2 separate regions of the Homo sapiens genome follow, and region 1 is linked to region 2. Evidence: chromatin contacts called from ENCODE Hi-C or POLR2A ChIA-PET data. All regions are on one chromosome and are shown on one strand. The core of a region is the stretch at or near the end of the contact, and the rest is flanking DNA. Distances in the headings are between cores, read along the strand shown.

What was found. Hi-C counts contacts between places; a loop is a spot of excess contacts on that map. ChIA-PET counts read pairs that join two places held with the same protein, here RNA polymerase II (POLR2A). Pooled maps may share reads with other maps.
Region 1: a loop to region 2 is called in a pooled map, with 6 times the contacts of the local background. The contact joins the promoter of EVL here to the enhancer-like site in region 2. A Hi-C loop is called at or near these places in 1 of 168 maps with a recorded cell type or tissue (naive thymus-derived CD4-positive, alpha-beta T cell) and 8 of 50 pooled maps. POLR2A ChIA-PET finds 5 or more read pairs at or near these places in 1 of 52 experiments (activated CD4-positive, alpha-beta T cell).

The regions. Positions count from the first base shown.
Region 1 is chr14:100,064,134-100,068,342 of GRCh38, forward strand. It overlaps EVL (Enah/Vasp-like), which reads left to right and starts at 1,289. Exons shown (of 14, transcript NM_016337.3): 1 at 1,289-1,378. The coding sequence starts at 1,368. RefSeq lists enhancers at 763-812, 1,163-1,252, 1,303-1,382, 1,433-1,572, 1,953-2,032 and 2 more.
Region 2 is chr14:99,243,806-99,247,861 of GRCh38, forward strand. The region is part of intron 2 of BCL11B (BCL11 transcription factor B); the gene reads right to left. Among named protein-coding and RNA genes, the nearest start is that of BCL11B, 26 kb to the right of the region's middle. RefSeq lists an enhancer at 3,006-3,902. Within about 2 kb of position 1,337, at least 5 of the 41 ENCODE cell types and tissues checked have a DNase peak (open chromatin) inside an H3K27ac peak, as active enhancers do.

The DNA.
Region 1 (4,209 bases), core at 39-2,538, 820 kb after region 2:
TTTTAGCATTCAAAGTGCATTCATCTCTCCAATTAGAACTGATACTTCTTTTGTACTGTACTCTGTACAGCTGTTTTTCACTATATCAATAATATTTTAATGGATCTATTAAATATTTGCTAACATTATCAACCTCTTCTTTTCTAAACCATAAAAGTCCTTTAAGGACAAGTACAGTCGTTCTCAATTTTTTGTCTGTGATTTCTAACACAGTGCATGCTTCTTAGTGAGTTCTCAGTAGATTTTGAAAGAAAGATTGGACTGGATCTTACCTTCATGAGAACCCTGTGGAGATAGGCAAAATAAGTATAACCCCATTTTACAGTTGAGGCCACCCACTTAATAAACAAGTGACAAAGCCAAGTTTCCAGTATTCCTCAAGTGTTTTCCTTTCAGGCTCTAAATTGCTGACTTAAATGTCATCATTAGAGAGAGTTGTCTCCTCGGTAGAAGTACAAATTTTGTTCCAGAGTCAAATATGAAGACTTGATCAGTGGCCTGGCGCGGTGGCTCACGCCTGTAATCTCAGCACTTTGGGAGGCCAAGGCAGGCGGATCACCTGAGGTCGGGAGTTCGTGACCAGCCTGACCAACATGGAGAAACCCCGTCTCTACTAAAAATACAAAATTAGCTGGGCATGGTGGCACATGCCTATAATCCCAGCTACTCAGGAGGCTGAGGCAGGAGAATCGCTTGAACCCAGGAAGCTGTGGTGGCGGTGAGCCAAGATCGTGCCATTGCACTCCAGCCTGGGTGACAGGAGTGTGAAACTCTGTCTCAAAAAAGAAAAAAAGACTTGATCAGCTTATAGCCTTTATCATCTAGTCTTCTATTCTCTGGAGAGTCAGTGGGGACTCTTCCGAGTTCTTGTAGCCTTTTCTTAAGGCCTATAGGAAGTCATCTGTGCTGAGCCTGCACTTTCTATAACAGATGGAAAACTGAAGCTCAGACATCTTAAGTGGCATTGACTTAGACTATAGAGCTAGTTAGTGGGGGGCCAGCACCATGACCTGGCCCCTACCTCCAGCAGGCTTCACCCACCCTTGCACCCTTGCAGGAAGCACTTAGAGGCTTGAGGTTGCCAGCTGTGGGGGGTTGGGCCTGTGCAGTGCCTCTCAGCCGCCCACGCTGGTGGGGCTCTGCAGTGTTAGCTTCTTGTTTCTCTATTTTCTACCTAGGTTTCAGTTTTTCACTTGGGTTTGTTTCCCCTTTGTCTCTGGTTCAGCTTCCTTTTCCTGTTTGGTTTTAAGTAGGCTATAAAAATCAAGTTGCTGTCTTCAGAGGGTCTGTGGTCCTCTGATCAACATAGGCTGGTGGGAGTACAGGACTCGCCTCCTCAGGGTTCCCTGTGCTGCCACTTTTCAGCCATGGCCACAAGGTGAGTATTGGAACCAGTGCAGGGGACAGAGGGATGTCAAGAGGAAACCTAGAATCTTAACGGTGAATGGGCTGTAGAAATTATCTCAGGTCCCCTTAGTATACTGATCGAGAAGTCCATGACCAGAGGGCAGGGGGCTTACATGAGGTTACACAGCAGGTTAGTGACAGTCTGCTCCCTCTCTAGCCGCTGGTCTTTCCATTACACAGGCCTGTGTCTCTTGATGCCTGTGACCTTTAATGGCTTCTGAGTCAAGGACTTACTTAGAAATTAGCACCTGCCTCTCATTATAGGGAGGAGGGTCTGAGCCATCTAGGGGAATTGTTGTTTAGCTCAGAGGTACATTTGGTGAGTCCTGGCCCTTCTCTCTAGAATGACCCGAGACTGGTTGTTTTTTCTAAATATAGGCAGAGAGGGTTCTTTTTATGATAGGAACTTCATGAACTTAATAGCAAGAGTCCTGACCCTCCACTTGAGAGACTTGTGGACTTAGGCTATTGCTGTTGAGCACATGTGTGAATACCAGCCAGTCTACAAACCGCACTCCTCATTGAGATTGTTCTCTCTAAAGGTGAGATTACATTTTGGACCTGCCTCTCCCCTGCCCTACAACTCTGAAAGATTATAGATGATAGGACAGACAGACTTTTATCCTGTGGGGTTTGGGGCATTTGTTTGATTGACTCATGACAGCTTTGTTTTTTAGCATAAAGTAACAATCCCTCACTTTGAAAATTATTTCACAATTTCCAAAGTGCCATTTCGCCAGTTTTCTTATTTGAATCTTTTAGCCGTGTTAGATTGATGAGAACGCTGTCATCACTCCTGTTTCGTAGCTGAGAAAACCTCTGAAAAGTTGTGGGGTTTGTCCAAGGTCACATGGCAGGTTGGGGAAGGAATGGAACCAGGGTTTAACGAGGTTGGCCTCATCCGGTGGTTTTCGCAGCACGCTACACAGGCACAGAAGCAGCTTGCAGTGAGTTGTTAAAATTGACGTGGTGATAGGTAGAACTTGTCCAGGGCTGCTTATTTTCCAGTTGGCTTTATTTCTGATCCTGTCATTTTAGTAACTTTCCTTTAACTTTAGAGGACTCGTGAGTGGAGCTTTAGAAAACAGAATGCTTTTCATTTCAAAGGCATATCAACTTCCAAAGTCATTTTCAGTTGTAAATTACATTGTGAAAACTTCTAGCAGCTTATTCTACCGTGTCAATTACTAATTGCAGAAAATTATATCAAAAGTAAATGAGGCACAGCAATTTCTTTTTCAATTTTAAAATCGTAGAAATCCTAGAAATTTCCATCTTGAAAAGACCTTGGAGGTGATCTACAGTAGATAAGATGTTTTGGGCACCTTATTCTCCACTTCAGCCAAAATAACTCTGCTTTTATGTTTTCTATGTATTCCTTGATAATTCATTGAGAAAAAACAGTCATTGTTGGTGGTGGTGATGACTTTCAAGTCTGAAGATTACACTAATCTAGCCCAGCTCTTGAGTGCGCAGATCAGGAAATTGAGGCCCAGTGTGGAGCAGAATTTGTGTACGGGGAGCGGAGTAGTGGCTGAACCAAAGCAAAAGCCCAGGTTTTCTGGTGCGTCCCTCCCCCGTACAAGGCTGCTTGCACTCTGCCACAGGTCCCTGGCCTGGCACCATAGTGACAGTCCTGGTGGAAGCAGCGTTCGTGGAGCTGCAAGGTCAGCAGCCATAGGAGCTGTGAACTTTTCGTTTTTCCTCATGCTGACTGACACATGGGGATACCGTGGCGCCTGTGGTGGGGATACAAAGGACCTTTTAAATGTGAAAATATATCTTACCAGCTCTAGCTCTGGCTACCCACCAATCAAGAAACAGTTTCCAAGCCCTGACTGGATTAGGAGCTGGGAATTCTCTTGAGTGCATGACAACGTACAGAATGCTTTCACTGACGTTATTTAGTTATCGCAATAATCCTGAAGGTAGTGTTGTGGGGCGTTTTTGTTTTTGTATTTTTTAGAGATGAGGTCTTGCTTTATTGCCCAGGCTGGCCTCAAACTCCCGGGCTCGAGCAAGCCTCCTGCCTCAGCGGGACTACAGGTGTGGGCCACCACACCCAGCTAGCATTGTTTTTATTGTTTCTGTTTCACAGGAGAGAGTAACTTGACAAGAGACATAGCCAGTGAGTGATAGACCCAGGACTTGAACCTGTGCCTCCTGACCACAGATGCTTTGCCCTTTTGCTCTTACGCCTGAATTAGAGCTGCCTCTGTCCTCAGGGACTGGTAGGGAGTGAGGAAGACAGCACTCACAGAAATGAGGAGGCGACTGGCTGTGAGGACCCTGCAGCACAGAGAGTAATAAGCATAGACAGGAGGGGCAGTAAGAGTTGAGAAGTTGGGGACTGTCAGGGAAGACCTCAAAGAGAAAGTGGGATCTCAGGTGAACTTTGAAGAATAGGGATGATTTTTTAGAAGGCACTGGCAGGCATCACAGGCAACCAGTCACCCAGCGGCTGCTCTGGGTGCTAGGGACACAGTGGTAAACAAGACAGGCAGTCTTGTCCTCAAACTGAGGGCAGAGTCGGGAGGCAGAATATAGTCAAGAAACCATCAACAAGAGACGTGAAAACAATAGAGCAGTGTGGTAGAGAGTGACTGGGCCACGCCTTAGGGGACATGTGGGGACATGAGGCAGCCATGCTAAAATCTGAAGGTTTTGGGGTGGAAAGGGCAGCAAGTATCCTCAGCTGGGGACGAGGCCCTGAGATAGGAATGGTTTGGTGGGTTCAAGGGTCAAGAAAAATACAGAGGCTGGAGCAACATGAAGAAGGAAGAGTGAAGGCAAATAAGGGCA
Region 2 (4,056 bases), core at 87-2,586:
CTCCGAAGGAGGCTTCTCCAGGATCCCTTTGGCTACCAATTGCACTGGTATTTCAACATGATCCAGCTGACAGAACCCCCCATTTCCAGGCAAATCTCCCACACATTGCTCCTAAAAAAAAAAAAAAAAAAAAAAAAAAAAAAAAAAGCAAGGAAAGTGCCCTACAGACACATGGCAGGGCTCGGAAGCACACACTGCAGGGCAGCCTACCCTGCCACTCAGGCGCAGAAAGTGTGCCCTGCAAAGACGCCAGAGCACCCTGGGGGCTACCAGTTCTCCTCGAGGAAGATCCTGAACAAGAGCCTTCCACCACACTGTCCAAGCCTTAGCCCAAACATACAGGGAGAAATCACGCGTAATTCTGATCACTGTTGAGCCGTCAAAATAAAGAAAAGGAAAATGAAAAGTCAGCCTCTCCCTCAGTGTACCAGCCAATACTTCAGCCAACCACAGGTTACCTGTCTTTCAAGCAAAACATGAACAATTACCCCCCCCTCACACACACACACACCCCTAGTCTCCAAAAATCCTAAAATGTACATCCCTTTAAATGAACTGCAGAGACCTAGGATGGGGCCCGTCAAACACACACACACATAATTAGCGTTTCATCTTTCTTTCTGTAAAGGAATCCGGTAACATAAATATTAATCAAACACGAGAATCTGCCAGTTCGTTTTGGACCATTATGAGTGCTGGACTGTGATCTTTACCCGTATTTACAGATATTCAAAGGCGGATTCTATCTTGTTAGACCCACTGTTATAAATGGACGTCTGAGAAATCAGCGAGCAAGTTCAGACAGATATGAAAACCTTCCTGTCCAGGACTGGCAGTAGCTTTGAGCTCCCAAGTGTTGAATTTGTTACCTTTTCCGGAGGGCTTGCAAAAAATAAATTGACAAATGCCTTCAGATTCCTCTACCAGAAAAGCTGGCTGCTCAAAGTTCGGGTTAGCTAAATCTGAGATTTTAAAATCAACTCTTACTCAAAACGCCATGACGGTGCCGTTTACACAATACTCGCCTTGAGAGCCCAGCAAGTGTAACATACTATTTCATATTATAAGTATATAGGTATACGCATATTTTTAATACTACCTTGACTCTTGTTATAGCAAATCAATTCTGCCTGGTTTAGATTTATTTCTGAAAAATGGAAAATAGAGATGTGGGTCCAATCCTAGCCTGGAAAAGCTGTCACAGTGAAGGTAAACTTTTAATCGGCTACAGGCGAACAGTATACAGTTTTATTTCCAGAGTAACAGCTTTGGGAAAATGTTTGAACATTTTCTTAAGAGCTTTGTGGTGGACAGGCTGGGCGTCCAACCACTGCTTTTCTGGGCCTTTAAGGGCCTGTTGAAGTGCTTTAAACAATTGGAGGCCAATTTTTAACACACAAAACTAGAGACTCCTAGCAAGGTGACGATTTGCATACAAATTCTTGTTGGAAGAGGTTATCCTAAGAGAAGTCAGGCTGAAAGGAGGACTGACATTAAATCCCTGTAATTCCAGGAGCTTCGGTGTCCCACTCCAGTGGAGGGTTCCATTCCCACACAATTGGGAAAACACTTTTGTCCTTGAGAAAAGCGGGCTTACTCTTCTCCCACTCGGAAAGAAACTAAGGTCCCCACGAAATCCCCACTTTGAGATGGGGCTGTTGCCCCTGGATGATCACATTTTTGTACAAGGGAACTCCCGGAGGCTCCTTCCGTCCCGGCCTCACCTGGATCCCGGGAACCGCCCGCTCTGTCCCGCCAAGGTGGGCTGAGGAAGACGGCGCCACTCATCAGGGCAATGGCGGCGGGCGGAAGAGGGATCCCCGTGCGCCCCCAGCACCCGGGACGAATGCCACCCCGGCGAAGCGACCCGACCGGCGCGCACGGTTTCGGGGAGGGGACCACTTCCACATTCCCCATGCCCGAGAAGGTCACCCACCCGGGAGAGCGCCCAAGGGCCAGAGAGGAGGCGACTGGTGGAGGAGGGGCGGCCCCGTGCGCACAAAGGGGCCCGGGGCCGGCAGGCTCCCCGCCCTTGACCTTGGGTCTCCGCCTCCATCCATCTCCGCCGGCTGCCAGGGAAGGGGGCTGGCCCGGGGCCAGAGGCGTGCTCGCTGGGCTGCTGCTGGGCTGGGGACCGACGGGGGCGGGGGGGAAAGGAGCCGGGAAAAAAGACTCCAGGGCTGCAGAGTGCTCCGAGGAAGCCTGCATTCCACCACCTTCAGGAGCCGGTCCCGAGGCGGCTCCGATTCACTGCATGCCCCCCGCCCCCCAAAGCAAAAGTTGCACGGATGCACGAGGGAAACCCCTTCCCAAAGCTAGCCCTTCGACTCGCCCACCCCCCGCCTTCCTCGGACCCAGGCCGAGTGGGGGAGGGGAGTGTCAGGGGAGGAAGAAAGGAGCGCGCCTTCCCAGCGAGGCCAGACGCGGGCTGGGTCAGCTGCGCCTCCGCCCGCCCCTCGCCGCCCGGCTCAGGCAGCTGCTCCATTAAGCCCCCGAATTATGCATGGACCTTGAGCCCTCTCGGCCCTCCCGCCCCACCAAGGCACAATCAACGTGCGCAGCGGGCGCGGGTCAAAGAGAGAGGGAAGGAGGTGGACGATGGGCGCAAGGCCGTGGGCGAATCAGAGGCCGGCGGCCAGGCGGGGGCCAGGCGCGCCCGCAGGCCTGGGAACAGTGCCGAGGAGCCTCCCGACCCGGCCAGGGCCAGCCGGGAAAGGGGCACCGCTCGCAGGGGAGGCCCCCGCGCAGTTTTGAAGTTGCCAAAGTGTCCGCGCCGTGCCGGGTGCGGGGTCCGGGAGATGCAGCCGCCCCCGCGGAGCTCTGCGCCCCTGGCCTCGGGGAAGGCCATTGTGTTCTCCTGTGTGGCAATGAAGGGGGCTATGGACCCCAACCATTGAGCCCTTGGAGGGAGGGGCCTGAAGACCCCTCGGGCAGGGCGGGGGAGGCTGTCTTGCGGGCGGCGGAGAGGATGGGTATGATTTGCTCGGGATAGGCACCGTCGCGGGGAGGGGAGGAGGCCAAGCTTGAGGAGGGGCTGCTGGAGATGGAAGGAAGTGAGAGGAGACTTGCAAGTTGCAAACGTCGGGGAAACCGGAAAATTGCAGTAGCGGGGAGGCAGGTGGCGCCCAGAGGTTCGAAAGCAGAATTGGGAGGACTTCGATGTCCACCTCGCAGACAGTGACCCAGGCCCCAGAGGGCTCCGCAGCCTGGAGCCTCGCGTCCCGCCTCCCCGCAACACGCTGTTTTCAGCGTTCCAGACCACAGCGCTGCAGTCTACGCTGCCCTGACGCTGGAGTGTGGACCTTGTTTTGCTCCTCGGGGCCCGTCTGTTTCTGGAAATGACTTCTTTCTCTCTTTCCCCTTCTCCCCAAAGCAAAGGCCAGGTCAGGAAAATTATATACTTCGTTTTCCCAACAAATAAAGTCGCCTAGTTTGCAGGGAAAGTTTTACAAGCCAATGATGCAGAGAGAAGACCACACTGTTTAGCTTTCTTAATTGGCTGGCTTTGAACTTGAGGTGGGAGGAGAAAAGAACCCGCTCCAGCCCCAGGAAAACTTAGTTTTGCTGGGTTTACCAACTCCAACAGTTTTTAGCCAGCTGCTGAAGGTGGCAGGGAGTCACTGAAGGTTTGTCCCATTTTCTCCCGAACAGAGAAGAATTCAGACAGTTGTTGTCTCTCTGAGCCCAGGACAGCCAGTCTCTGCCCTCAAACCCCAAGGGAGGAGCCTGGAATCCCTGGTTGGCTGGCTACACTCTCCAGGAGGTGTGCTCTACCCTGAAAAAGGCTTTGAAATAAAGCCACCTTCTCCACTCCTTTCCAGGATGCCTTTGGCACCTGCAGTCATCAGGAGGTAGACGCGTGTTTTCTGGACACTCTTGTGGATTGGACGGATGGCTTCATCTGTGCCATATCACTAGAGGCACAGCCTAGGCACTGGGGCTACCAGCTCCTAGGGCTCTGTGCCTCTGGATTCATCTTCAGCAGACGCTGACCCACGCACCTGTTTGCCTGCACCTTTGAGGTTGTGTCCACACCCGCAACCTGAAGGCCATGGA